Linked DNA regions of Homo sapiens: region 2 is linked to region 1. A link is a loop called in an ENCODE intact Hi-C map of the cell type or tissue named here. Cell type or tissue: endothelial cell of umbilical vein. All regions are shown on one strand. Each heading gives the region's core, and the rest is flanking DNA. Links, peaks and the distances in the headings are about the cores only. Region 1 overlaps AMOTL1 (angiomotin like 1). Region 2 holds the start of PIWIL4-AS1 (PIWIL4 antisense RNA 1).

Region 1 (14,608 bases), core at 6,540-14,539:
ACTTCCCAAACCTGACTGCATTCAAATTGTCTGTAAAAGATGGTCCAAAAACATCATTTCTGGTCTATACTTGTGGTGAAGCCAGTGTTGCAGGTCTGATGTGGGGACTTGGAAGTGAGGTTTTTAACAAGCTCCATGAGTGTTTCTGACACACTGTAAGTTTGGGATTCATTGTTAAAGTGGCAACACAGCCATGAAAATAATGTGCAAAAAAAAAAAAAGAAAAGAAAAGAAAATAATATGCAGCCAGATGGAAGTGATGAGGAAGGGTGGTTTCATCAATTGTCTTGGTGTTCTGGTGTTTGGCAGGGAGTGCCCTGTTATTCCCTGAAGCTTTTATAAAAAATAACACAAAGAGAATGGTTCTGGATCCTTCTCTGCCTCATACATGGAGAGAAATAAACTTTCCCAGGACCTTTCCCCTTTATCCACAAGTTAAGAATATTTCATTACAACTCTCCTAATTTTAATCTAAGAAATTTGGTGGGAAAAAAAAGACTTACAATTAGTTTGCATTTATTGAGGGGTCTTTGGAGGGCAGAATGGTGTAGTCAAAAGAGCTTTTCTGTTGGAGGAGCAGTGTTGCTGGCTGGTTTTGTAACTCTGGGCATTATGTAACCTCTGTGAGCTCAGTATCACTATCAACAAAATGGGAGTGAGTGGTGATAAATAATATGATTTTTATAACATCCTGGCACTAATAAGCACTCAATAAATGGTAGCTCCTGCTCTTATTGGTTATACTCTTTATTACTTAAGGGATGTTTAGTTTCTTGGAGATATTGGTTGTTTAAATTATGTAATTCATTCATGAACGCATATTGATTTAGGAGCTGGGTGAGTGTGATTAGAAGCAATGTGCTTGCCTCTTGAGAGAGTCCCAGTCCCTGTGGGATGCCGCTGCCTGACAGATATCCCAGTGTCACTCATCTGCAACAATACACACTAATAGGGTCCGGAAAGCTGGAGGAATCCGTGGCAGACAGGAAGTATCTGAACTGCTCCTTTCTCTTAGTGGGAGTGAGAGAGGGAGCTTTGCAGAGCATAATTATACAGACATATTGTCATTTCATGTCTGGAGGGTTATTTTAAAGCTTTCTATCCTGTTTGTTTTCCTTTGTTCAAAAAATATTAAGTACTTACTGTCTGCATTGAGTATTACATGCTGGTAATACTTGTTCACTCTCAGTGGGACCACAGTGTGTGCCAGAGCCACCCAAAAGAATACTACTGTGGTCCTGAGATACTTACTTCTATATAGGTATAAACAAACAGGTTATGATGAAAGATTATTTAAATTTCAGTAACTTAATTAAATATAGGGTTTATTTATTAAAACTTATCTGAGGAAAAGAATCTCGAGTTCAGGTACTTTCAGTCTTTTTGTTTTAGATAAGTTAAGCAACAAATATATCAACATAAAATATATATTATAATGTTACTATATACAATTTGAGTCAAGATATTTAAGGACCTTTGGATTTTATGTTAAAGGCTAAATTTTAAAAATTATTTTTGTAGAGAAAGCCTTTTTATTATGGATACTGCCACTGCATTCTCACGGTGACTCTGTGTGAGAGGTGGGACTGGGAATATTCCTTTTTTTATTTACCGCAAGTGAGAAGAGAGGACTCCTGCCTCTGCCCCGGTGCCCAGACCTGCGGAGGAAGCCCAAGCAAGGGCCGCATTTAGGGCACAGTCCTGTGGGCTCAGGACCTGCCTGTGGGGGCTGAGGAGGAGGGGAGCACGCCTTTCTCTGAAGTGTGAGTTTGTGCTCAAGCTACAGAATCCCTGTGTGGTTGTTACTTCTTTTTTCTTTTTTCTTTTTTTCTTTTTTATTATTATTATTACACTTTAAGTTTTAAGATGTTACTTCTAACATTATGTACAAAGCCTTTGTGCAATTGGATCACAGCACACTTGTAATTAACCTGTTTCAGCACTAGGTGGCTTTCTCTTTTTCCCCGCAACAGCTTTTACCTTCGTTTCCTGAGTAGTTTGAAGGGCCTTAAAAAAGGCAAACTTAACTTTGAGCTAAGCTCTGTAGTAAGAACATGCTTATAACTAGTTATTTTAAAATGTATCTGAATATATCTATTAAGCTAATGTATTTGTTGAGTCCACATGATGTGTCAGAAACTCTTCGGTACTAGGAACATATGCAGACGATTCATTGGTAAAATAAATATGTGTTGAGTACTTGCTGTGATCTTATTTCTGCTAGTAACTGGAGATACAAAGGTGAATAAGACACAGTCTCTGTTGTTATAAACTTATGAGTTAAGGGGGGAGGGGTGGGAAAGAAACTAAATACACAGGCAATTTAATACATTATGATATCAGTATGCATAGAATGCTTGGGGAGCACTGAGTAGCATATAGAAATTGGGGGGAGGAGGGAAAGATGACTCCCTGGAGGAAGTGGCACTAGAATAGAGCTTCAAAAGACTTTCTCATAATTAGTATATATTTTAGCATTTAGTATGTGCCAAAGTAAAAGTTTCATAGATTTGTAAGGGTAGACAGGCCCTCTAGATGAAGAAGACATCGGGGAACTACAAGTCTTTTTCACAGGTATTTGCACAAGGTTGGTGCCAAGGATAGGTAGGGCAATGTACATGAGTTACTATAATTCCAGGCAGATAGTGCTAAGTCATGTAGTACTTAAGATACAAAACAAACACTTTGGGAGGCCGAGACGGGCGGATCACGAGGTCAGGAGATCGAGACCATCCTGGCTAACACGGTGAAACCCCGTCTTTACTAAAAATACAAAAATTAGCCGGGCATGGTGGCGCGCGCCTGTAGTCCCAGCTACACGGGAGGCTGAGGCAGGAGAATGGCGTGAACCCGGGAGGCGGAGCTTGCAGTGAGTCGAGATCGCGCCACTGCACTCCAGCCTGGGCGACAGAGCGAAACTCCGTCTCAAAAAAAAAAAAAAAAAAAAAAAAAAAAAAAAAAAAAAAAGATACAAAACAAAATGCTGTACTAGAATGAGAATCAGAACAATTGCTTAAAAAAATAAGTCTATCAGAGATTCTTGATTGTAAGAAGCACAAAGTGACGTTGGGTAACTTAAGCAAAAGAGAAATTTATTGGAAATATATCGGGCAGCTCACAAATTAATTGGAAGGCTCAGAAAATGGGCAGGAATCTAGGCAGATAGCCACTGGGAACCCAGCCAGAGATACGCTACTTGTCTTGTTAGGGTGAGGTCACCATAGAGACTGCTGCTGCTCCTGGACTCCAGGGGATAGTGCTATCGCAGGTAGTTTATCAACACCTTTTTGTCCTTGCATCATTTCCTCAAGATTCAGTGCACATCCAGTTGACTGAGCCTAGGTCGTTCTAACTGCTGGAACAGGGTTGGCTTCTGTAATGGAAGGTAGATAGAACCTGCCCCTAGACTTAGACAGTGAGTTCAGTGTTCCCTAACATTGAAAGGATTTACTTAGGTGACTATCAGGAAGGGAACATGGTAGGTAATAGTTGGAAGTTGAACTACCTAATCTCTAATTTATTTTCCAGCTCTAACATGTTAGGAAAATAATGTACTCATGCTTTTAACCCCCTTCTCCTTACCCATAACTAAGCTACGCTGAACTCTCTATTCCTTAAAGAGACAACACTTTCATAACCCAGTCCTATGCTTTTGTTTTTCCCATGTTGGGCCGATCTTCCCTCACTACCACCTTCTCCACACCCCACAGTGGATTAACATCCTCCTCATTTTCCCTCCGGTTCAATTTCAGCCCACATATCTCTTTCTCCTTGTCACTGAAGCTCTATGTCCCTTCCGTCAGTCAACAGGTAGTAATGATTACTCATGGAACTCCAAAGCAGTATGTTCCTTTAACATACTTTGCAATAAAAATGGGTAGTTGTGTGCACGTTGGTCTCTGGAACCAAATCGTAAAATCCTAAGGGCCAAGGACAGTCTTACTCATTTCTTGCTATTTATAGCTCCACTCACAGTGATCTCTTGGACTCAATTGTTACTTTAAAGGTTAAGCATGTGCTCTGCATTTTGGTTTATATTGATAATATCTCAAAGATTTTTAAGTAAGCATTACAAAGTTAAACTTCAGACAAGTTTGAAGTTATTCAACACACATTCCACTTTCAGAGAGAGTCTAAGTTAAATAGGTGTCGGGGTCTTGATTTCACTTGTTTTCTGGAACATATGGATTGGTCCAGGGTTTAGAATTCAAGTTTGATGCCCATTCAAAAGACCTGCCATGTAGGGGTTGGGAATCTTGTAAACCCCACCCCTCAACCCCCAACTCCAAACCTCGGGTTTCAGGTAATGGTTGCTTGGGGGAAAAGAGAGTGAGAAAGCATATTCCAGGGAGTGCTTTTAGTTTAGTGGTGGAGCTTACTGTTTCCTTTTTATTTATTTCTGTATTTTTATTTTTTGAGACAGAGTCTAGCTCTGTCACCCAGGCTGGAGTGCAGTGGCGCAGTCTTGGCTCACTGCAACCTTTGCCTCCTGGGTTCAAGTGATTCTCCTGCCTCAGCCTCCCGAGTAGCTGAGACTACAGGTGCCCGCCACCATGCCTGGCTAATTTTTGTATTTTTAGTAGAGACAGGGTTTCACCATGTTGGCCAGGCTGGTCTCGAACTCCTGACCTCAAGTAATCCACCCTCCTCGGCCTCCCGAAGTGCTGGGATTACAGGCTTGAGCCACCGTGCCCGGCACTGTTTCCTTTTTAAAAACATGTGTTGCATGCAGGTGTTTGGAGGAGGCACTGCTGCCTGTCAGTGCTGCCCTTAAGATTGTGAATCAGCTAATCCAGATGAGCTGGCTTGGTTTCACATGAGGACTCCTAAACAGGCTGGCCCTTATTTTTCAGGTACTGGTCATAGGTTCTCCAGCCCTTTTGAAAACATTGTTTCCAGGGTATCCTTCTCCTTGAGCGGAGTATTCGGCTCCCTAGAAAAACCTCGAGTTCTGCCGGAATCAGAAGGCTTGATGGCTTACATTTAACTTTGAGGCTGCTGGCACACTCAGCAAATTCCTTAGCTCTTTGAAAGGTAAGATAGAAGCCACAGAATTGTTTGTTGCTGTGGTTAAAATCTCTGTTATAAAGTTATAGGAGGTTATTGTAATCTAGACAGTGAAATTGTTTTTAAATCATTAGGAGGTTTTGGATTACATGTAGCTGGCAGAAAGCTTTGCCCGTTGGTGACATAACACCTGGGAGTTGTTCTGCAGTTAGTGGTCTCTTTGAGGAATGGGTCGCTGGCCTGTAGAGTTGAAAGCACTAGTATTTGCTGCATAGGGGAGAGTAAGGGCCCCCTCATCTTACGGAGCTGAAAGGTACAAGGAATTATCTGGAATTCTCATAGAGACTGGCTTTGGAGGGATCTTTGTCTTTTCTTTAACTCTTACTTGGTACTGAGAACATTCCAGAGAATACCGCCATGTTCTTGCCATCAGTCAGCACGTAGTAAGAAGCATATGTCTTACATGCTACATGCTTGCAGAAATTAGCAAGTACACAGTACACTGCCTGTCTTCAAAGGGTAATGACTTCACCAGGGCCATAACACCAGCCTATTAAATGACTACTGCAAAATACTAGGCAGGTGAAATTTAAGTACCACAAGTTTTGTGTGCCTCAGATCATAAGTGTGGTGACAGTTGAGGGAAGGGAGATCAGTCAGGGCATGGGGGATGGTGTTGAGAGGCGTTCTAGAGGCGGTAAACTGAAGAGGTACATTTACTAGGATGAACTTTAGAGTAGTTAGGGGTGCATGTGAAGCCAGAAGGTGGCACTTGGAGAATGAGGATGACATGTTCACAGGATGCTGGGATGCTGAGGGGACCAGCAGGACTATGCACAGCTAAAGGGGGCCCTGTTTAGAGACAGCCTTGAAAACCACAAAAATTCCACCCTGAAGTTATAGTCCAAATCATTATGTGTAAGGGAGTGGCATGCCGGCAGTGGAATTTAAGGACAAGGGACTTCCTAGTTGTGTGTATTGTATGATAGCGGAATGACAGTTTCACGTCCTCCAGGGTTTAAACCTCATGGAGACTTTGAGCCTGTTGTATTAATGGCCTGTGGACAGATTCAGGAACTGACCCTTGGGAATTAGTAGTTCCAGTGGCAGGTGAATCAGAGGAGTGGCTCACCACGGTTTCTGTTGCTCCTCTTGCCTCCCCCAGACAACTCACTTCATTCACCTTAATTCATTTTTTTTCCCTTCAACAATGAAGCCGTTGTTATTGCCACTCTTGAGTAGGGAAAATAGTCTTGCTCAGAGTCACATTAGCTAAAGGCCTCTGTTACAAAGAAAGCAATGCATAAAACCATATGGGAAGGAAGTTTTCAGTGCTTCAGAAAAGCAAGCCAAAAAAGCAGTCATGCTCAAAGAGAGAGAAGCAAAGGAGTTTTCATGTTGACAAATGACGTGCAGATTTTGTTAAGAAAAAGGAGCCATTCTTGGTGAAATGGGTCATAGGCAACATAAGGCAGAAATGTTGTACCCTTAAACTAGAATGTTAGAATTTCATCCTTTGTGGAGTGCAGCAAAAACAGATCTTTAGGTTTTCTTCAGGTTAAGGGCCCTAGGCACTGTACTTTCTCCTCCCCAGTGGGAGACTCCCCAGAGAGCTGACTCCTTTACTCAGACCTTAGCTTGTTTTCCATTGCTTTTGCCACTTTCCCTATGCATACTAAAGCTGTGAGTGGTGATTCTTAGATAAGGTTCTGGTTTGAAAGAGATATCTAAAAGTTACCTACAAAGTCCAGAAGTGCTTGTATGGGAATGGTCTTTATGAAGCCCCTACAGGCAGCTACACTGTACACAGAACAACTGTAAAGCCAGGGGGGTCCTTGGCAGGCTGTGGGCTCCCCTAAAAACTGGCACCATTGCTCAGCCCCTGGTACCGAGCCAGGCTCTGCAGGGGCTTTCTGGGTGGTAATGGTATCTGGGAGGCTTCTGTGGTTTCTCCCAGCTCTCGCTCCTGGCCATGAACTTTTGACATAGAAAACAGCAGTCCCTCTCATGCCATAGGTTTATTTCCAATTCCTCATTTCAGATATCCTTGACCTTGTCGCTTAGATCATGTGCCCTGCATTTTGCCTAAGAAAGTAGACTCAATTTGTGTTGCAGGAGTTCCCAGTGAAGACAGTGAATTAAAATAGGCAGGGAAGGATTAGGTACATGTAGAATGGAACTGCGACCTCTGTTAAATTTTTGTTGTGTGGCCCCGGAATCTGGGGTAGACTCTGTGACTCACATTACTGTCACGTTTCCTTGTCTTTCAAGTGAGAAAGCTAGCAGTTAAAGTGACTCCTAGTAGAAGTCCATCAATGATAGACTGGATTAAGAAAATGTGGCACATATACACCATGGAATACTATGCAGCCATAAAAAAGGATGAGTTCATGTCCTTTGTAGGGATATGGGTGAAGCTAGAAACCATCATTCTGAGCAAACTATCGCAAGGACAGGAAACCAAACACCACATGTTCTCACTCATAGGTGGGAATTGAACAATGAGAACACTTGGACACAGGATGGGGAACATCACACACCGGGGCCTGACACTGACATGGACTGGGGGAGGGATAGCATTAGGAGATATACCTAATGTAAATGACGAGTTAATGGTTGCAGCACACCAACATGGCACATGTATACATATGTAACAAACCTGCACGTTGTGCACATGTACCCTAGAATTTAAAGTATAATAAATAAATAAATAAAGTGACTCCTTCAGGCTGTGTCAGTGCTGGGACAGCTCAGCCGGTTGGTTGTCTCTTGGCTTTAGACGAGTGGATGGTACCTGGGCATGTCCATCTGCTGGGTCTGTTGTCATCTGCTCTGCTCTCCAGCCTTTCTTCAGCACTGAGGAGTGGTCAGCAGCAGTGGGAGTGTAACTCAGTGGACGTGCAGGACCCTGGGTGTGTGTGAAGAAGTCCTAAGTGATCTTTGACATGTCTTAATAGTTAGGCATCCTGTCCTTCAGTGTGAATTCAGGTGTGTGTGGGGGTGTGTGAAATGCTTTAGTTCTTTCATGACACTGAGGAAACAGTGGTGAAGGGAAAAGGCATATCTTTGGTGTCCTCTGTGCTCCGGCCCTGCTTCAAGGATTGCCCTCTTTGTAGTGTTCTGTGGTTTGGAGTTCTTAAACCCACTCTTAGTTAGCAGACCATGAGATAAAGTGTGGAAAAGTAACTCATACTGACATTGTAGTGACAGTGAATGGCTTAGTGCTGGGATCCATACTGAGCTCCACATTGAAAGCACACACACACACAGCCCTACACTCTTCTTTATACACATATTCATATATATATACACACACACATATATATTTTAGTTGGACCTCAGTTTTATTATCAGTTTGCTCTGTTTTCATTTAACATTCTTAGTCATGTGACTAGATAGAATCATCTGAAGTTGTAATATGCTGGCACATGGCATTCCTGACTCAGTGTCTATTTTAAGAAAACATCACACTTTCTTTGATCGAAGCATATGGGCTCTCAACTCCTCTCTTACTCTGATTTGGTAGGAGGGATGGGAATGAAGGCACAGAAAGGTGTTTTGGGGTTTAGTTTTTCTGTTGCTCTTCTCCCTCTTGCTTAGAGCTTCCCCAGTTTCGCTCCACATTGGAATTGTTGGAAGAGCTGTATAAAATACAGGTGCCTAGGCCCTATCCTCAGAGCTTCTGATTGAATAGATCTGGGTGGTTCCTGGGTACAGAGATTTTAAAAGTTTCTTGGGTGATTTTAATGTGCAGCCAGAATTGCACCTTGTACCTTTTTCATTTTCCACTGTTTTCCACCTGCCTGAAAGAGGAAGCCAGATTAGGACTTGCCTTTGCATCCAGGTCATCCATGATTCCTAATTTTAGCCCTAGGCTTCTAGATTTATAGACGTAGAGGATGATGCCCGGAAAGGGGCTGAGTTTCTTTTCAGGTTAGTCTTTGTAGGTTGGCCAAAAGGAGAAGGCTGACAGATACTGTCATGCATTGGAACTGTAGTTTTAGACTGATCTTCATATAGTATCATCCGTACTCGGTTTATGTTCATCTTTAAAGTGGGCATTACAACTACATTATTTTTAATTTATAAGAAAAAAATTCTTGTCAGAATCCTTTCTCTTTCTAGTCCAAAATGTGCCTGTAATACATGTGAGCACACACGCAAATACTGTTTCATATGTTGAGGCAAAGAAACTCAGGAAGGAGATGAGGACATTCCCATCTTATGGTCGTTTGGTATCAATAATTAGTCACTTACCACTAGCTATGGCCTTGTGGGAAATGGGTAGATAACAAACCTAGTGAGAAGTTTCAAATTACCAGTTGGAAGCCATTGCTGAAAAACAGGATTTTTTCTTTTAATGGAATTTTCTTTTGAGCAAGGATGTTAATTTTTAAAAAAGTACTATGATTCTTTCCCCAGAGTAAAATAAGTTACTTTAGCTGAAAAGAGCCTTAAACTTGGTGCCCATGCAGAGGAATCAGTGCAGAGAGGGAAAACAGCCTGGGCCCGTCCTGCTGAATGTTCCCATGGATGTTGTGTGTGCGGTATCAGTGTTACTGTAGTACTATCTCATGTTCAGTGACTGAAGGACTGAACACAGTGTCACATTTAATTGGAACAGGAAGCACACTCCAGTTTGTGTGTGAAGCAGATAAACTGGAGCTGAAAGGCCAGTGCTTGGCAGAAGACCAGACCCCATTGCCCCAGCTCCACACTGTAACATTAGACTCCAGAAGTCTTTGAGTGGGGCAGAGAGCACATTCTCTTGCTAACACATGGTGTGGCAGAATGACCACTCCTTTCTGTATCTTTTATGTATTTTGAAAGACAGCTGCTCTTCCTGTTTTGCTTTCCTTCAGTGGCCTCCCTGCTTCCCTCCTTTCTGTCCTCAACCTTGACCATTCAGAACTTTGTGACACATTCAGTCCCGCAGAGGACTTGACTTTCGCTGGTGCTGCTGCAACCCTTGGAACCGGGTTGTGTGAGAACATTAGAGCATTTGCGCCTTCACTCAGTGTGTCTTGAGGACTGTTATGTTGACCTCACGGGTCATTTTGGTGGGTGGCTGGACTTGTGATAATTCTGAATAGTAACTTTGGAATTTTATGAATCAAAAAGAAAGAGCTCCCTCTGCCAAGTTGAAACACTGTGGGAGAATGCCTGGTGGGTTCTTGTGAGTCACACAGGAAGGAAGGAGGACTTGATGGGCACTCATATTCACTTCGCTTTCTTTCCCCCAGGGTCCCCTTCTGCTTGTTATAGCCCCAGTAGTCCTGTCCAGGTTCTAGAAGACTCCACCTACTTTTCCCCAGACTTTCAGCTCTATTCTGGGAGGCATGAAACATCTGCTTTGACGGTGGAGGCAACCAGTAGCATCAGGGAAAAAGTTGGTAAGTCCTTTTACCGGCACTTGTGTTGGAAAAGCAAAATGATCTTACGTTTCTCATCTTTAGCTCTTTTGCATAATTCAGATGTTTATTCTCTAATCTTGTTTTTTAAATCATCATATTGGATTATTGATTGTCTGTTCATAGATGCCTTATTTTTAATCATGTTTTGCTATGGTGTTAATAGACTGCTTTACTCTAATATGTGACTCTGTCTGAGAGCATCATACCTAAACATGTAGGAACTTCAGAATTATACCACTTATTTTCAGTTTTTCTCTGATTCCTAAATACTTTTTTCTCCCCTTTCTCAGAATCTCATTTCTTTTTTCCTTCTCTGCTTTTGTTTTTATCTCTTTTTGCAAATAATTTAGAAGTTAAAAGAAGTAATTCAGAACTATAGCAAGGAAGGAGCTGTCTCCTTTGTAAAAACTTCCTATCTCTTTTTGAGGGCTTTTGAGACTGGTTAAACTGTGAGGGAATCTTTAAACCACTTTAGGGAAGGATGTCATGGTTCTTGCTAAATATGCTTATAACTCATCTCTCTCTTACTTCAGTGAAAGGGGAATTCAATAGTTTTCATGCTTGTTGAGATCTATTCCTTTATTATTCATCCAAATACATCATTCTCCTTTGGAAATATATTTTGATTTGAAGTTGTATTCATTTTATTTTAAAATGTTTTAAAATTTTTTTATTTGAATGTGCTTGTTCCATTAAGTCTTTCAGATCAGTTACCCTGAGGGGAGGACTGTGTCCTCTTTACTTTCGTAACCCCAGCACCTGTCCCAATGCCTGAACTATAACACGTTTTCAGTAAATATGGTAGAGTGAAAGAGCAGACCAGTCCAACCCACATTGATCTGTCTTTCCTTGGGTAGTTAATGGTTTATTACAAATATTTGGCAATTCATGTTGTGTAGAGTTTTAATAGTTTGTTTTTATTGTTTAAAATTTTTTTGCTGTTGAACTTTGGGTTTATATCTCAGTTACAATATTGATTCTTTGACGGTAAGGGATAAATTTCAGTTTATTTCACATACATTCCTATGAGGCAGATATGAAAGTTTCTCCATTTTTCAGAGGAGAGAGGTTCAGAGAAGCCACAGAGGTGAGATTTTGGGGGTAAGGGTGACAGGGAGAGCCTTATGATCAAAGTTGAGCTTCAGGAACCAGTGTGTAAACTCCCTTCATTTCCTCAACAATCATGTCCTGAACGCCTTCTGTGTATCAGGACAGGGTTCAAGGCACTGGGGAGGCAACACATAAATATAACAAACAGAACTCTCTGCTCCCGGGAGTTTGAATCTGGCAGAGGAAGACAGGTCATAATGCAATATGGATTGAAAGGAGAAGGAGCCAGGGGCAAGAGATATTGAGAGGCCATTCAGCATGTCTAAATGGCTGGCAAGGAGAGTTGGAACCCGTAGAGTGGCTGAGGGCACGGAAGAACGGATGGGATGGGGGAGCTTGTTGGTGTAGAAACTAGGGCTTGGTTGTGATTTGTAACTGTTATAAATGTGAAATTTCTTAATGAAAATTAGGGGGCCATCACGGAGTTACAGTATTTTGCTATTGCAAGGACAGTAACAATGTCATCTGCTGTCACCTTTTTTTCATATTTTAATACCAAAAATGTAGGAGGGATGTGATCCTTGACAGTTCTTGCCCCAAAAAGGGCAGTTATGAACCTTCTAATGGCATATGTCTATTTACATACACATATAGATGTATTAATATACATATATGTATATATCTTGTATATAAGCATATCACACCACCTTTGTTTTTTTCTCATTTCACTGTAGACTGAGAAAAACGAGCGTGGCAGTTGATTAAATGTGGAGAGCAAAGGATAAAAAGGTCAGAAGTGAATATGACACTTCTATCTGGATGACTCATATTTGAGAATGCCATTTATAGGAAGAAAAGATGAACTTGGGGAAGAAAGATTGTTTTGGGAAAATGATGTGCCGTATGTACACATGAAACATAGAGCCATCATTACATGAATCTGTAAGAGTGAAGGCTGCCTAGAGATGATCTAGTTCAGCTCTCTTGGTTTATAGAGGAGGATATTGAGGCTCAGGGAGGGAAAGCGATTTGTTTAAGGTCATGCCAGTAGTTAGTGGTAGAATTTCTACTTTCATAATGCTATAATAATATCCTTAATGCACTACTTAATAGTCCTGTTGTGAAATGGGCTAAATTTTTTATTTCATGGAGCTCATGTAGGTATTCTTTTATTGGTTAAATATCTGAGCCCCTATGACATCCAGGCATTGGGCTTTGTTTTGGGGAGACCCAGATGCGAAGACATGATCTTTGCCTTTGAGGAGTTTAGACTCTTGTATAAATAAATAATTGCCATCTACTGTGAGAATTGCTGCAATGGAGATATATACAAATGGAGTGGGGACATTGGAGAAAAAGGCTCAGGCCTGCAGGGCTGTAGCAGGAAAGGTTTTACTCGGAAGGTAGTTTTGGAGCTATCACTTGTCCAATAATTTTCCCAAGAGATATGGTGAGATGCATTTTTCTAGGCAGAGGGAAGGCAAGCAAAGGTCCAGAGGCTGGAGAGAGCTAGCATGTCTTGGAAACTATATGTACATAAGTATTGCTGGAGCTTAAACGCCAAAGGATTGCCAGTGGGAGTTGGGAGCAGCATGAAATGTTGTTGGATAGGTAGGTAGTACCTGCTACACCATATGATAGAATATCAGTTTCATCCTGTAATTGATTATTGAGGAATTTTGGTGCAGAGGAGTGACATGATTAGATTTCTCTATTGGAACAATCTTTCAAGGTAGTGTGCCAGATAGATTGGGGTCAGAGGGGTGGGTTTGGAAGTGGGAATAAGATGAGTGTCAGGGAAATAGATAAGGAGGCTGTTGGAATGACCTGGGTATGTGTTGCTGAGAGCTTGTAATGTGGAATGAACACAGATTTGGTGTCATATCCCAGTTCTGCCTCTTCCCGCCTGGGGGCCTCGGCAATTTACCTTCTGTGAACATCTCTCCTCTTCTGTAAGGTGAGGGAATTACTATCTACCTCTTAGTGTTATATTTGGAATGAATGAAATAACACATGGAGAGAATTTAGTACAATACCTGGCACATCATATACATGTTTAAAGTAGTTCTTATGCTTGTATTGAAGTTATTAATGATGAACTTGGAGATTGGCACGGGAATAAGAAAGAGGGTTGGCAGAGATGTTGAGAAGGTTGAATTGACAGGCAGTGGCTGTCTGGATGTTGGGGTAAAGGGAGAGGAAGGAATTTTGGAAAACCTTCAGTTTTCTGGCTTGACAGAAAGTAGATGAGGCAGGGAATACAGGGGTTGGCATGGGTGGTTAAGTATTTTGGGCGAGGAAGACATGTTGAGTTAGAAGGACTCAGGGCCATCGTCTGGCAGTTGTAGATGTATGGGTCATGAGTCAGTAGTTGACGACGAGGGGTAGGTGTGGTGTCACTGGGAGACGCATAAAGGTGGAAGAGCACTCAGGACAGAGCTGTAGGAAACACCAGAATTTAAGGGACAGGTGGAGAGAAGGGAGCCAGAGATGGTGCATAGAGAGAGGCAGGAGCCAGGACCAAGAGGAGGGGTGACCTGGAGGCCGAATTAGGAGAGCATTGCAGGAAGAGGGTAACCAACCATGTCAAATGCTTCAGAAAAGTTAGGTGTATAATATGAGGGCTGGAAAATTCTCATTGGATTTGCTTACTGGTCAGAGCAGTGGGGAGGTTAGTGGATGGAGCATTTGGGAAGGGGAGACAGCAAGTGTAGGGTACTTACCAAAGACAACTAGATGAGAAGGAAAAGTGAGATACAGGGTGGTAGTTAGAGGTATATGGGAGGGCCAAGAAAAGGTGGTTTCTTTTGGTTTGATTTTGGTTTTCTCTTGTATTTTTTTTTAAATGGGAAAGACTTGGGTATATTTATGTGATGAAGAGAAAGGACCGGTGGGGAGATTAGAGAAAAGGGAGGGGTTGAAGGATGGAACAATGTTTAAGAGGAAGCAGAGGAGAGGGAGTGCAGAATAGTAGACTCGCTTTGAATTGGAGAAGAAAATTCCATGAGACATTGCCAGGTAAATGGAGGTGATGATGCATTTGAAATCTTATTTTTAAATGTTGCTGTAGTTAGAATGTTAATTATGTACCACATAGTCACAGACATATATCTCCTGTGGAGCTGCCTGATATCTTT
Region 2 (15,835 bases), core at 4,111-12,110, 62 kb before region 1:
AGGTAAGCACAGGGAGCCTGTGGGAGCCTCTGAGGAACACAGAACCAAGTCTAAGATGAGATGTGGAAGATAAGTTGTAGTTAGCAAGATGAAGAGGGTGGGCAGGAAGAACAGTCTTGCTAGAGCTCTAGGAATGGCTGAATATACAAAAGACTGAAGAAGGGAGCTTATTCAGGGACTGCAAATGCCTTGTAATAATTGAGCATTATATACCATGTTAAATAGTCCAGACTTTCTCCTGGGAACAATGAGTTACTGGAGTATTTTAATCCAGAAGTGACATGATCAGATGCGTGCTTTAAAAATACTACTACACCTAAATTGTGGAGAATGGGTTGGAGGAAATGAAGACCAGGGACTCACTGAAGTTGTCATAGTGCTTAGTGAGAGATGATGGCAGTTCAACAAAGGCTGAGGCAATGAAAACAGAAGCAGATGGATTATTGAGACATTTGAAAGAATGAACAAAGCATAGTGATCAGTTGGATGTGAGATGTAATAAGTCAAGGATGGCCAAGTTTCTGGCTTGGGCAGCTGGGTAGATGGACCCATAAAAGAAGAGGCTGTGTCAGTTTCAGGAGAGTTCTGGTCTACGGGTTTTAACAGGAGAGTTAAACCTTCTTAAATCCAAAGGTCCATTCTGCTGGTCTGTCTCACACCACTCTATCGGTGTACACAAATCTCCTTTGAGAGCTTTATGAGATCTAATACCTAGGTAGAGTCTTCACCCACACTGGGCATTTATTCATCCATTCAATCAACCAATATTTATGAAGTGCCAATTATGTATTCATAGTATTCCAGTATTCCATAGACCCCAATGTCCATCTATGCAGGTAGCTTAGTTCTAAAAAAGTGATTCTCAAAGCCAGAATTACATCTGTAAGTTTTTGATGGTCTTTCCCATTCACCCACCCCAACTTATCAGGCATATTAGTATTTGTGCTGTCATTAGAAAGTATTTCTTCACTTCCTGTTTCCATGGTTGCATTATGTTTTTCATTAAATTCTCAAGGTTGCATTACATTTTAGTTTCTTCTTCATGGACTTTGTCTATGGCAGGGTTTAGACTTGGATGGAGGTTAAATACCCAATAGAAATTCTTTAGTAAGTTATTTTATATGGCCTGAGGCCTGAAAACTCTTTTCTAGGCTCCAGAATCTCCTGAGCAACTCTGGGGCTTCCTGTGGCTAAAGGGAGGTGTTGGAATTTCAGTAACAGGTGTGATGGATCAAAACCTTCCTCAAAATACATGTGTTTGATGCCATTTCATTTTACATTTAGTGCTTGGTTTTCCCAAGCTGAAGTGAAATTCAAGCATCAGAGAAACCAGCAGGGGTTGCAGGTTGAAGTTAATAAAACACTCACCATGGGCCTATGTAGTTCAGATTAATAAAATAAAATCATGGATGTGAGAGCCTAACCTCACACATCCATATCATCTTGCAAATCTGTTTCCTGGAAGCCAGAGGGTACCTAGGCCACTGGGCCAAGAGAGATGGGAATCTTCTTTGAAAACCACTCTTTGGTTAATCACTAAAGCCTATTTTTGTCAAACAAAGCTCTTGGAGTCTCTACTTCACTTCCCAAAGATACTGCAAAGATTAATGAAGTGATTTTGAATTACCTGTTGTAAATAAGTGTTGCTTTTTAAGGATGTAGTATTATTGTTAATACTATTTAATAATCAGCAAAGATATAAAATGTTGGATATTTACTTCAGTTGATTAAATGATGATACCAGTGTGATTATGGCCCAATATTGGATTTCTACTCCAGACATGTTTTTAGTTTTGCACAGAGAACGTGTCTGGTTCAATGGCAGACTACTTCTAGCCTCAATCAGCCACCTCTTGTGTGCTGATGTCTCAGTTGGCTAACGGATAAATAATGCAGCTTCCTCAATCCACTGACATGGGTGGATAGGTAGCCTTTGTATACAAAAGCATATTATTATAGGCTGCAAGTCTGGGAGGCCTGAAGAGGTCTTTGCAAGAGGAAATTAAGCCCAGAGAAAGTAACTGGTTTGCCCAAAGTCATCCAGTTAGTGCAGAGTCAGGGCTAAAATCTGGATTTATTGATAAGTCTAACGTTCTCACTATTACACTGTGCCATATTCACTCTGGTCTAGAACTCCCTTCCAAAATTTTTGGGTAATTGGATTCAACACAAATTGCTAGAGAAGCAGTACCCAATAAAGTGCACTACATTCTTTGGTACTTCCTAGTATTTTATTAGATATTGTTATTTGTTTGGTGCATCTCCCATAAGTATCATATTTTTCCAGGCAGATAGCCAAAAAGCAACAAGTCAATCTACCATGTCTGCAGTCTGGCAGGCAATGCAGGAACCCGCAGGGCAACTCTGAACAGCATTCTAGAGACCAAATTAAGCCAGCTGGGCTGACTACAGCAAATGATGATTGGTGCCTATCCTAATTAGGCTGACAGGACTTCTACTGTGTGGATGTCCCACTTGCTGCATTCACAGATGTGATGAATCAGTCATGTTCAATTACTCAATCACTTTCATTTGAGAACCTGCTACATGCAGAGCGTTATCAAGATCTCTTTGTAATATGGGCAAGAGTTTGGCCATGAGTTGTAATCAGCCCAGGTACAGTTTGCATATAGAGAGATTCTTCAGGCTGGCCTTCTCAGTGGTGGCCAATGGAGTGGGAATGATCTTTTTACGAAAGCCAAGAGCCCTTGTAACTGTGCCTTTCTATTATAGTTTTCAAAAGGAAAAGGAAAATTGGTCTCCATGGTCCCTCTTGGCTCTGAAGTGTTCTTTTAAAATAATATTTATTGCATACCTTTTTGAGATTACAAAAGCAATACATGTTCATTGTTGAAAATGCAGAAAATTACAAGGAAGATAAAAAGTAGTCATAATTCTAATACAATGAAAACTGCTTCTAACTTATTAGTTCAAGTTTTTTTAGTCATTTTTTAGGCAAATAGAAGAGTGTGTATCTTTTAAATAAAATTGAGATCCCACTATATCCTGCCCTGAAATTCTAGGAGTCTATAAACTATGCACAACTAAATAGTAAATTTCTTGCTCAAAGCCTGGCATACAATAGTCATTCCACAAATATTTGTTAACTGAATGGTGAGGAAAACCTGGTTTGTGGGCTTGAGCAACTTCACACTCAGGCCATACCCAAATCTAGACAACGAGCTTTGTGTGCCAAAGGAATGAAATGAGCTAGAAACTGACCACTTTCCTTCAAGAAAGCTTCTCTTCACAAAGAGAACATCAGTGGTAATTCAAATCCCTTTTTTATATTCATTATTTATTTCAGGAGATTGCTTCCATTTGATCTGAAAGCTATACATACAAGGGGCTAGAAGCATGGACCTCAGTGAAAAATGGACTTTGGAGGAAGGAGCCTGGTTATCCCATGCTGGAATTCATCATTTTGCCAGCACCAGAGCGGGTAAGGCCGTTTTTGATGTCCCTGATAGCATGGTACTCTTCAGCTTCTGCACCTCATTATGTCAATCCACTGTACTCAGTACGTGCCCACGCTGTTTGTCTTTTCAAAAGCAGCTGAGTGGAGAGGAGAGGGAATGGACTTTGAAGTCAGACAGACCTGGGTTCAGATACCGAATTCACTATTTACAAGTTTTATGGCCTTGAGAAAATCTGTCATTCCCTGGGCTCTAACATGAGAGTAAGAATGCCCACTTTGCAGTGTTATGATGAGGACCATCAGCTGTCATGTAATGAGCTCTTGCCCTGGCCAGGTGGGAAGCTGGTCAGACATCTTTGAGCACCTAACATGTGTTAGGCACTCTGTTCCTGTTTTGCTCATTTCTCCTCTCAGCAGCCTGTAAACATTCAAGTTGAGGATAAAGCAACCAATATAAACAGAGTAGGCCAGCTCTTTCCCTTCTTTATGATTATCCAATTAATGTGACTCAGCATTAAATGATGGAGATATTGTTACTTTCCTGGAGCAGAGCATACAAATATAAGAACCATACCCTGACACAGAGCTGTGGTCCTCTGTCAGGTCTAAGAGTCCGCTCCCTCCTCCATCCCTCAAATCTGATAGAGACCTACTTTGATGGTAGGAGCCATTCTATAGATGGACGATGAAAGGTTGTTGAGGTTAATGCACTCACAGATGTTTTCACAAGGATATGTCTCCCATTTGTTTGTTGTTTATTCATTTATTCAACAAATATTATTGAGTATCTATTTTATGCCAAGCACTAGTAATACAAGAACGAGAGCAAGATAGACATAGAGAACAACAGACTATACTCTCTGATGTGCCCACCTCTAAAACAGGGTAACTTATATGGCAACAAACATTTGCAGACCTTCTGCACTACACCAGGGTATGTCTTCCAACCAAGACTGCTTCACACAATGAGATAGTCGCCAAAGGGAAGACAGGAAGCTTTGAGAGAGGAAATTTGGATGCATTCCACCCAAAAACCAACTGTCATTTGTTCCTGTGCACTGTCATACTGTCATTCCAGCCTCTTTTTAGAAGTTCTTAAGCCAGCATCTCTTCACACCCCATGGAAAAAAACTAAACCTCCCTAGTTCAACACACAGCCCTTCCAGATCTGACCTCTGCCTGCCCCTCTAGATTCATCTCCTGCTGCCCATCACTAATAGCAACCCCCTCCTTCTCACTGTATCAGCCTCTTCCTGGATCCCTGAATACATCCTGCCCTCACATGCCTGTGAACCTTTGCAAAGGCTGCTATTATCATCTCTCTTCCACTTGGCCAGTTCCTACTCATCTTTGAAGCTTCTGCTTAAGTCATCTGTTCTGGGATCTCTTCCTGCCACCACCTCCTACCAACCCCCATCCTGGTCTGAAGGAGAGTCTCTCCTCCCTCCTCAGTGCTGCCATAGCCTCTGCAGATTCCCATGTCACAGCACGTATCATCACACTGTATTGTGCTTGCCTGAATCCTGAACAGCCTGTGTGCTTCTTGAGACAGATGCCTTGTTTTATTCATCTTTGTACCCCTTTCACTGTTGCATGGCAAATTCATGGTGTATATTTGATGGCTGGCTGGCTGTGTGGCTGGATGAATGAATGAATGAATGAATGACAGTTGGGACCACATCCTCTGAATATCTCTGCCTTCATTGAAAACCTTTTTTGGCTGTGGGAACCTATCTGATTATACAACTGCTTCTGGCACCACCACATCACTTCACCTTGCTTTCAGCACACCTATAGCATTTGATTCAATGACCCTAGGCTTGTTACCAAAGCCTAAAGGCAGAGGAGAGAAAGAAAGTGTGGTTTTCCCACTGATGCTTGGTGCTTTTGTAACCTAGGCAATAGAATCATCCACCAGAGAATTTTAGAACTGAAAGAAGCCTTAGGGATCACTGTAACAAAGGGGTGGCTAAAAACTCCATACTGTGACCATCTCCAAGCTCTGTCTTATCCTTCTGTGAGTTTACCATGTCATCTATCTGCAATCTTTGGGGCAAGGCTGGAACATAGGAAGGGAAGCCAGACCTGTGTCTAGGTTTGCCTAAAGAGAAGGTACTGCTTTTGGGTAAGTGACGAGCTTCTGGGGCTGAGGGAAAAGCTTAGTTCTGGTAGGCAACAGATACCATAATATCTGGTTCCAGTTCAGATAATCAGTCTATATCCTGCAAATATGAAGGCATCCAAGACAAAGCAGGGCAGTGTTGTGGTGAAGTGGGTGAAGCACAGTCACCCACTGTCAGTGGGTGAAGCACAGACACAAGGAATCAGTGTGGCTGAAATCTGTAAATCCTTGTGGGCAGCTGATACTAAGGTGGTTCTCAGAGGCCTGGGATGAGATCCAAGAAAGGTGCAGGTCCTCAGAGGACAGAGTCAGGTGCCAAAATGAGAACCTCGTGAGGTGTTGAAGTAGGATGAGGATACTGGCACTCGGAGAGGAAGTGTAATGTGCCAGAGCTAAGTCAGAAATGGACGAATTATAGAAAAATATTTTAACCATTTATTAGATATATAATATTGCCAGATGTTACACTAAGCCTTTTTTGTATAGATATAGACTATCTCAATTAATTCTCACAACAGCTTTATTCTGAGTTCATGAATGAAAAAATTGGCCTGAAGAGGCTGAGAAACTTGTACGACATCATTCAGCTCACAAATGGCAGAGCTGGAATTTAAACTGAGATCAGTCCAATCCTAGCCACCATAGGCTTCTGTCCCTCCAATTCCCTCTCCAACACTCCCTACTCTGCCTTCACAGCTTAAGGCTCTGGTGGTCCATTTACAAACTTGTATTGCTGGTTATTTGCTTGTCACAGTTAAAATGAAAACTAGCCCTGAGCAGGGCCAGAAAATAAACAGTGCTGTTGTAACATGTGCATTCTCATCCAAGCTCACAGCAGGGCTCTCCCCTACAGCCATCTCAGCTCATGCATAGCCAAGGCCTTGACCCACCTGCTTCAAAGCATCTTTCCTCGACACTCCATTTCCCTACCTCACCTCTCCCCACCACTGGCTAGTGCCAGCTATTCTATCTCTGAGGCTCAATATGGGCTGGTGGGGTTTGCATTTCTAGTGGAGTACCAGAGAAAGCCCTGGAGTGTCCAAACCTTGGGGTTTTGTTGTTGGCTTCCTGCAGTCCACAGAGAATTGCATTATCTTCCAGGGAGTCTCTGTCATCCTGTTGAGTCATAGGCCTTGAGGCAGATCCACACAACATCTGCCCTTCTATTATCCTCAGAGCATCTCGGGCTGCAATTGGGTAGGAGAGCTTCCAGGAAGCTAGCTGTGAACCCAGGATGTTTGGGGGTGATAAGGAGTTTCTGAAGGGAAGTCCCTCTTCCACTCCTGCTTCTGACACTCCTAAAAATATTCCCAGTGATCTGGGCCACTGGGTTTTCAAACTCATTTTAAAGGTCTGGAGCACATTTTCCAAAAGAAATCACATGCAGTCCCTGACATATGAAACAAAAGGGAGACAGTGTTTGGCCACTGTCGCATTTCTGACTGTTGCATTACAAGTTGATTGGGCTGTTCGGCCACCAGCCATATCAAGTATGTGGGGATTTGGTACGGAAGAGGAGTTCCTTCTCAGCAAATCTATAAAATATTTCTTCTTCCTCTTATAGATGTGCTCACTCAGCTGTTTGGGAATCCTGCTGTCTGTCATCCATGCTTCCCAGGGAACTCAACCTGCTTAAGCTCCTCTTTAGGGGAGAGGCAGGAAGTCTGGGAAACACGGCCTGGCAGCGTGGGCCAGGTGCGTCATAGAAATTCAGTGGTACTGTTCCCATTATGGTTATATAAACAGGAAGGAGCAGATTTCCTTTCTGAAGCCTCTCAGGGTCAGGGAGAGTTTTAACACTGGTCAAGGAGGAAGGAGGCAACTTTTCCTGACAGCAGTCTGTGTGCCAAACATTGCCATGTACATGATTTCATTGCATTCAAACCCTTATTGAAATCTTGTGAAGTAGTTAGTCTTATCTCCATTTTGCAGATGAGAAAACTGAGTCTTGCAAAGGCAAACTAACTAAGCCCAGCTCAGACAGCAGATTCACACTCAGGTCTTCATACTCCAGAGCTGCGTTCTATCCATTTTACTCCTGTCTGTCAGTTTCTAAGGACAACATTACTCTGCATCTCCACCTTTCTGAGAAGTTTGATCCTTTTTGTCTATTTTTCTTGCGTACTCTGTAGTGAACAGATGCATATAATGGAATCCATTATCTGTGATCTCCTACTGGCACTTGTTTCAATTAGTTCCTTAAAGTCTCTCATCTGTTTCAACTGTCGTTTTACAGAGAAGAGCACAGTATAAGCAGATTAGGACACTTATTAAAGATTAGTGGCAAAAACAGGGCTACAGCAAGGTCTCCTGCTTCTCTTTCTACCACCCACACTATGCTGACTGCTAAGGCAATAGCATCTTGGGAAAACCACTTTTCTGTGAAAGAAGAGAAGCCTCTGTGTGGTCCAAGAAGACTCGATTTGCAGCTCTGAAAGAAGCAATTCCCCCTCAGGCCTCTGCCTTAGATGCTGGGTTGGAAATATAAGATCATGGTCTCTGCATTTCAGCAGAAACTCACATTTATCCTACAGATTTTGTTTTTTAATAGTTTAGTCATAGATTTCAATTGCAGCAAATGTTTTTGTCCTTAATCTTAACACTGGGTATTTTGTCTGATTTCACTCAATAGATCTGAGTGTAAGTCGGAAGTGTATGATTTTCCTCTGCAGGGACCTTTTCTTGTATGTATTTTTGGAATCGTTCTTTATTCTGACTCATGTCCAAGTACACCTTCTAGTAGCTTCTTGGCTCAGCCAGATTTTATTTCCTTTGATATGATATTGAGTGAAGATTCTTTTAAATCTTCCTCTCTGGACTATACTTGGTAACAGGAATCTGGTGGGGAACGCAGTGCAGGAATGGGACAAATTTAATTTATTTATATATTTCCCAAAACACCTTGCTTTTGTTGATAGCACCTCCTGCATTGATATTTGGAATTTTTAGAGGACACATTTGGCATTTTTACCAAAATGAACCATTGGCTTCCTGTCAGAGTTAATTTCATTTCATCTCTTGGTCGCTGGCCTTGAGGCAGATCCATACAACATCTGTATTGTTTCTGCTTAGGATAATGATTTTTTTAGGTGAGATATGGTTAATTATTCTTCCTATGGAGCCCACTCCTGTCTTCTGGAAATTACGAAACAAAGTAGTTACCTGAGGCCTGATTTTCATTTAGGGAAAATAAAACAGCTGTGTTTTCTTTTTCCTTTTCATCAAGTCTTATAAAGAAGTGGAGCTGTGCTAAAAGGAAAGACTATTAAATCCTAGAGAACAAGAAATGCCCATTGGGCCAATTCAGCCTGGGAGCTAATGCTTCAACCAATCAATTGCAAATTTCATTTTGATGAAACCTTACTGATAGGCATGTGTTTGTCCTATCTGTTGGCTTGTCCTAGGAGGTGCAGATAAGAGACAAGGATAACAGAAGAGAGTCATGCTGAGCTCAGGCAGCCTTAGCCCCTCTTCCCTCTAAATCAGTCCTGCCCATGCTCCCCTGGGAGAGGAGGGGAGGAGGAGCGGGTATTGCTTCCCCGCTCTGCTCTGCTGTTAACTAGCAGAGGGCCTCCAGGAGAGAGAAGGCTACCTGCAGAGAAGATGATCAAAGGGCAATACCAGGAAGGAGAGGAAGGCAGAGAGATGACTCAGCTCAGCTCACTTCTTTCTGTCTTTCATGCTTGAAATTGGTGATTTCCTTGGGGGCTGGGGATGGGAAGGCCATACACACATCCTAGTGGGCCCTAGCTACTGTCTTAACTTGTTATTATGGCATTTGTGCAGCTCTTTCTTGCAAAGAGAATTAATAGCATCATTTGGCTGGATAAAGTTTCTCCCCATGTGGCATTTAGCCCCTCACCCATCTCTTGGAGAAAGAAGCATATCTGTGTGAGACTCCGTCTCTTCCTCTTCTGAACACCATCAAGTAGCTATGTAACCCCTGGGGGCCCCTTGAGTGAGAACAGCCTGTAAAGGCCCTCCTGTGGTCTGCTCCTCCAAGTAGAGCCTGCAGTCAAAGCAGACCCTGCCACCTCTGCAGCAGAGGCTGGGCAGGGGCTTGATGGCATTCCCAGACTGCTACAGGGCAGGTTCCCGGCTTACAGCTGGAGTCCCTGCACACTAAGCAGAATATCTGTGATGGGCATTGTACCCCCAAAAAAGTATGTAGAGTGTGCTCTTAGCTCTAGAAATGCAGCTAAGATTTCCTTTGATCCTGGCATTATGTCCAGTGTTGCTATATAACCATACCTCATTTACTGAGGAACGAGGGAGCTGATTGAGTTTTCCAGATAACTGAAGCGTTATGTGTTACCCTTTAAACACTTAAATTTTGTTTAAGATTTTACTGTTTTCTAATGGTTGATAAGACTTTTCTTCTATGACTTTTTAATATACTTTCTTGCCTTCCTAAACAGAAAACAGTCATACCCCAGCTTATGTTTGGGAGTGGAGCAAAATTTCATTTAGAAATTTTTGCCTTTAATCTGGAATCCATAATAATAATATCCAACTTGTTTAAACAATTCGTATACACATTTGAATATGCCTTAAAAATTCCTACTAGGACACATAAGAAGTTGTGGATGGTTTTTAGTTTGCGGATGGAGATTAGGAGAGGACAGGAAAGGAGACTTTTATTTTTCAGTTTATACTCATCTATACCAAATGTTTTTTCCTTTACAGCAAACACATTTTATTTGTTTATATTATAAAAATAAAATTAAAACATTTACAATAATATAAGGAAAGAAAGAACATTAGAGTTAGGAGTTGGGTTCCCAGGCCAGCTCCCAAAAGCCCATCAACTCACGATATATCATGGCAATAGTAACAGTGACCATTAGACACCAGGCCCCTGTATAATCTGTTTCTATGGTAAACTTCCTCTTGAGCTCCAGAAATATTTCCACCTTGTCGTTTCCTCCCCATACGTCCCACCTCTAATAAATATGCTTCCCTAGAAACAGGGGCAGGGACTCCCTCTTGCTGTCTGCTGGGGCCATGGCAGCAGGAGGCCCACCTGCCACCTGGGATGAAAAGGAGAGCAATCTGGCATGCTCTAGCCCTCTATGTGGGAAGAAAATGAACATTTATTTATGTATGTATGTATTTTGAGACGAAATCTCACTCTGTCACCCAGGCTGGAGTGCAATGGCACAATCTCTGCTCACTGCAACCTCTGCCTCACGGGTTCAAGCGATTCTCCTGCTTCAGCCTCCTGAGTAGCTGGGATTACAGGCACCTGCCTCCACACCCAGCTAATTTTTGTATTTTTAGTAGAGATGGAGTTTCACCATGTTGGCCAGGCTGCTTTTGAACTCCTGACCTCAGGTGATCCACCTGCCTCTGCCTCCCAAAGTGTTGTGATTACAGGCATGAGCCACCATTCCCAGCCAGAAAATGAATATTTATTATGTACCTATGTGTGCTAGACACTGTGCCTGGTCTGTCTCATACCTTACCTATTTCGCTGCTCCTAACAATCCAGTGAGGTATGTATTATTGTTAGGAAACTGAAAATGCCTGCCACCCAATATTCACAGAGCTGAGATGCAAATCCGTAAACTTGTGCACTGTTTATTATAACTCAGTGACACTCCAGCAGAACCATTTCTTTATAAGAGACCTATAAAAGTCAAGTGTGGGTAGGCACTTTGGACATTGCCCTGAGATTCAATAAGGTCTGTCATGGAATCCCTTATTAGAAGGGCACTGATCATCTCTGTGTCTGCAGTGCCTTGCACAGCGCTGGAAGCATGGTAAATTCCCAATAAATGTTTGTTTAATTAATATGAAACATTATTGTTGGCTCTATTCTACTTCCTAAGATAGAAAATTGGAATCATTGACTTTAGAGAATTTTCAACAGCAAATACTGAAACAAGAGAAATGTTTTCTCATTAACCCTCAGTTGATTAGGAAATTCAAATAACTAAAATGTTGTAAGGATAGTTCCTAGTTTACAAGTCATCCATTTATATGAACAAATTGAAGGCAAGTCCATTGTGAGAACAGTTTGGCAGGCTCCAGAACCTAATCACCCTGTGGAGCACTGGCAACGCTCTTCATAGGGGTAAACCTGTTGCCAGCTCCAAGTAACCAGCCTTCAAGCCAACTCTTGGAATGCAAACTAAAAGTTGGAGACAACGAACATTCCTCTAATGTAAACATACTCTGTGGTTAATATCTTCTTTTAGTAACTCAAAATTGTTAAGGGATAAAAAGAGTCCATTTGTGTCAGCTGTAAAGGAGCATGGCATCCAATAATAACTAATGTTTATTTGACTTTTACAGTGTGACACTCTCTCTCCTAGGGGCTCCAAGTGCATTAGTTTATTGCACTCTCACCACATTGGTATGCTAGGTATGATTATTATCTCCATGTTTACACAAAGCTAAGGCTGAAAGAAATTAAGTTACTAGCTAGTATTGGAACAGGTATTAGAACCCAGGTCTGGCTGATCCCAAGGCCTTCTATAGGTCACCTCTCTTGAGACACAAATGTTATTTGCTTGATTCTATGGGAAACCAGAGGAGACTGATTCTGCAGACAGCCCATCTGAGCCCATCCACTCATAAGATCAGCAGGTCAAAACCTGCTGTTAGGATCTAGGACTGATAATTGGAATTGGCAATGGCAAAGCCATTCTTGACCTTGACAAGAGCTACTCTGGCAGAGTGAGGTAGAAACCTATTTAGGCTGCTTGTAAGAGCAAAATGGAGAATGGGTGCTATCAGTGTAGACAATTATTTTAATGAATTTTGTTGTAAAGGGGAGATGAGAATTGGAGTAATGGCTGGAGATACATAGAGTCAAGAAAGGATTTTTAAAAAGACAGGATCATAGTAGTATGTCTGTATACTGACAGGAGTGATCAAGGACAGAAGAAAATATTAATCCAGGTGGGAAGAGGGAAAAGCCACATAAATGGGATCTGATCCATACAGGAGGCCATAATGGCCTTAGATGATTCATCCATAGCAACAAGAGAGCGGGAGAGTAAATAAACAGGCAAATGCAGAGTGATTGCTGGGCTGCACTAGCTCCATTTGATTTTAGTGGACATGAATCGAAAATAAGACCAGAGAGCATAATTTTGTGCTTTTTTTTTTTTTTTTGAGACGGAGTCTTGCTCTGTCACCCAGGCTGGACTGCAATGGCGTGATCTCTGCTCACTGCAACCTCCACCTCCTGGTATCAAGCGATTCTCCTGCCTCAGCCTCCTGAGTAGCTGGGATTACAGACATGTGCCACCACACTTGGCTAATTTTTGTATTTTTACTAGAGATGGGTTTTCACCATGTTGGCCAGGCTGGTCTCAAATTCAGGACCTCAGGTGATCCACCCACCTCAGCCTCCCAGAGTGCTGGAAATATAGATGTGAGCCACCATGCCCAGCCAATTTTGTGCTTCTTCAATCATGTTTAGCTGGGTGTAGATGGAAAGAAGGTGGAGAGTTATATTTTACTAGGGTTGTGTTTTCACCAGGTAAATAGCATGGAAAGAGAGCAGAACATGGATTTGAAGGTGTAAGTAAGAGAGAAATAATAATGAAACTGGAAACTAAAGTCCATAAGGAAGGAAGGAGGGTCATGAGGAGAGTGAGGGGCAGAGAAAAGGTCATGGATAAGTAAATTATAGATGCTGGTGGGGTCAAGGACACATTGGATTAAAATAACAGAGGGGATAAGCTGGAAAGGTAGGAGAGTGGATTACTTCACCTTGATATTATGCATGGTGTCGCTATGACAGCAGGGGGCTGGTGTGGTTGGAGCAGGTCAAGAAAGGGATAAGATGCAGAAGAGTTGAGAGATCAGAGTGTGACTATGTAGATGGAGAAAAATAAGAATAATCACAGGAATGATACTGGGAAAAGTGACAGTGAATCAGATGCCATTATCTTCAAGAAATGAGGTAGAACAACCAGAGGATCCATAGATGGCTGAAATAAGTAGAGGAGGCAAGTAATGCAGCCTGTTATTTTCAAGGAAAGCCAGGTATGGGTCAGAGCACAACACTGAAAGAAACATTCAGAGAGGAGGCTGAGGATATATAGATTTTGCTAGCGATGAACCATGAGTTCCAGAGGACAAATGGGAGGATTCTAGGAGTTGGGAGGGGATGGAGTGATGAGTGCAAACCCTCACCCAAACATATTTAATTCCTGGATTTGGGAGCTCAGATTATAAGAAGCAGGAAAAAGAAGAGGTTGGAGAGATAGGCTCAGCAGCTCAAGAATGCTGCCTTGCTTGGGGAGGACAGCCCCACCCCTGCTTCCCTGGGCTCCCTAAGCAATGCTGGCCGAAGGGGCTTTCTGTCCTTCATGGTGATTTGTAAACCAAAAACTGACAGTGGAAAAGCCAGAGATGGCTGAGTGTTTACAGGATGAGAGCACATTGGCTCAGATCGGGGCCCTTAGGCTGCTGCAGCTGGTGCTCTGATCACTTTGAGACAATAGAAGGCCCCCAGGAGGCTGCCCAGACTGTTGACCCTCCAATAGTCCTCCAAGGATGGAGAAAGGACAACCATTTCCATACTTGTTCCTTCCTTCCCACTGACCCTGTTATGGGCCATCAGCTGCGGGGCTCTCTCTGGAGCACACCCCAAGTCCAGCACCCTCGCCCCCTTAATGCAGAGCAGTCACAGTCAGTCCTGGGGGCTGGGGGGAGATACATAACACATCTGTCCAAGTTATCAGGCTACTGACTCAGAGGGGGAGGTTCTCACAGTGTTACATTAATTATTTTAGAATTTACAGTTCTCAGAGCATAACCATTGCTTCTACATTCTGTATTTGAAAGCAGTCAATCTTTTATAGAGTAGAAGGAGCACTGCTCTTCTCTCCTCCCCCACTTCTCCCTCACATACCCCTACCATAATGATGTCACGCATAAATTAACAACTTCTCAGCCTCGGTTTCCCAACCTGTGCAATGCAGCTCATATTACTTTGCCCACTTGAGCCAGGTGATCTCTTGAAGAGTAGGAAATAATGTTGGACTGGAGTTGGAATTCTGGTTCCAAAAGGAGGGGATTGGGGGGCATTTGGGTCTCCTCCTACCTTTCTGCAAGCTCTGAAAATCGTCCATCTCCTCAGGAGAAGCCCACAGAACAAACGATTTCCCAAGCATCAGAGGAGGGCAGACATAACATAACAGAGCAGGGAATCGGGTTAGAACGGGTTATGCTCTGATTTTTTGGAAAATGGGCAAACGGGGCGGGGACTAGGGAGGATTCCGCCAGCCGGGAGTTGGGAGGCCGCGCGCGCCTCTGCGGAGCGTGACGGCCACGGTCGCCTAGCAACGAGCGGGGATGCGCGGGGCGCCTGGGTGGGCGAGGGGTGCTCGCCGCCGCCGCCGCGCGCCCTCGGGCCCCCGGGACCGCGGGAAAACTTCGCGGCTCCTCGGCGCTGGGGCGTCGGCGCCAGGCCCGGCAGACAGAGCAATGCGCCCCGCGGGCTGAGGGCAGAGGATGCGGCCGCGGCCCAGCGCCCGGCCGGGGGAGCCGCGGGGTGGCACGCGGGGAAAGTTGGCGCGCGCCTGACCGCGCCTGGAAGCCGCGCGGTGCCAGGGCCGAGTTGTCCCCCAAGTTTCTGCGGCGATTTGTCACTCCCTGGGGATCTGGCGGTCTGAATCCCGCGGGGCCTCCGGCTCAGGGATTCTGAGCGCTGGGAGAGAGAAGCCCGCGCTTTTCCCGGGGACCTGCGCTTGAGCTGGTGCTTGTGCGGGTTCGTCCTGAATGGTAGCGATTCGAGTTGTTTTCTGCTTTTCTTCTCCCCCAGACAGTGAGTTTGTGGAAGCCTCGCCCGCATCCTACAGCCCAGACGAGTTAGGTAAGTCTGCTCATTTTGTCTTTTATTTCTTGGTCGCAATTCTGCCCGAGAACTGCGAGTTTGGGGGGCGTCCATAGGAACTCAGCTAGGGATGGGGCTGGGGTTGGAGGGCGGAGGGAAAGGGTCAGGGGACACCTGCTGCCTTCGCGGCCGGAACCGGCCTTTCCTCGGCGCTGTGCTTTCGGGGGTGGCAGGGCAAGTGTCCAATGAGCCGTGCGTGTGTGTGTGTGTGCGTGCGTGTGCGTGTGTGTGTGTGTGAGTGCGTGTGTGTGCGTGTTCGTCTGGGGCAGTGGTGCTGCTCCGAGGAGCCTGGCACAGCAAACTTCCAGAGCTGGGGCTTCTGAAACCTGCGCTCATCTTGCCGGGAGGACACAGCGGCGACTGGTTCTGACTTGCCAAGTACCTGGCACGAGAAGGACGTCGTGTGGGTCGTCCTTACCCTGAATTTAATGAAGTCAGG

What was found. Hi-C counts contacts between places; a loop is a spot of excess contacts. Peaks named below come from ENCODE experiments on the same cell type or tissue, not always from the same donor. Only the 100,000 strongest peaks of a DNase experiment are listed, where the experiment ranks them.
Region 2: a loop joins it to region 1, with 5 times the contacts of the local background. A loop is called at or near these places in 3 of 110 quality-filtered maps.

What each region holds. Positions count from the first base shown.
Region 1 is chr11:94,784,761-94,799,368 of GRCh38, forward strand. AMOTL1 (angiomotin like 1) reads left to right here. Exons shown (of 13, transcript NM_130847.3): 2 at 10,251-10,400. Among named protein-coding and RNA genes, the nearest start is that of AMOTL1, 24 kb to the left of the region's middle. RefSeq lists enhancers at 4,096-4,596, 4,597-5,097. In endothelial cell of umbilical vein, for the core only: no CTCF peak of the experiment used is centred there; DNase peaks (open chromatin) are centred at 9,671 and 10,051; H3K27ac peaks cover 3,148 bases.
Region 2 is chr11:94,725,614-94,741,448 of GRCh38, forward strand. It overlaps PIWIL4-AS1 (PIWIL4 antisense RNA 1), which reads right to left and starts at 14,742. Exons shown (of 5, transcript NR_135093.1): 1 at 14,605-14,742. It also overlaps a transcript of AMOTL1 not described here. RefSeq lists an enhancer at 8,741-9,413. In endothelial cell of umbilical vein, for the core only: no CTCF peak of the experiment used is centred there; a DNase peak (open chromatin) is centred at 7,248; H3K27ac peaks cover 1,657 bases.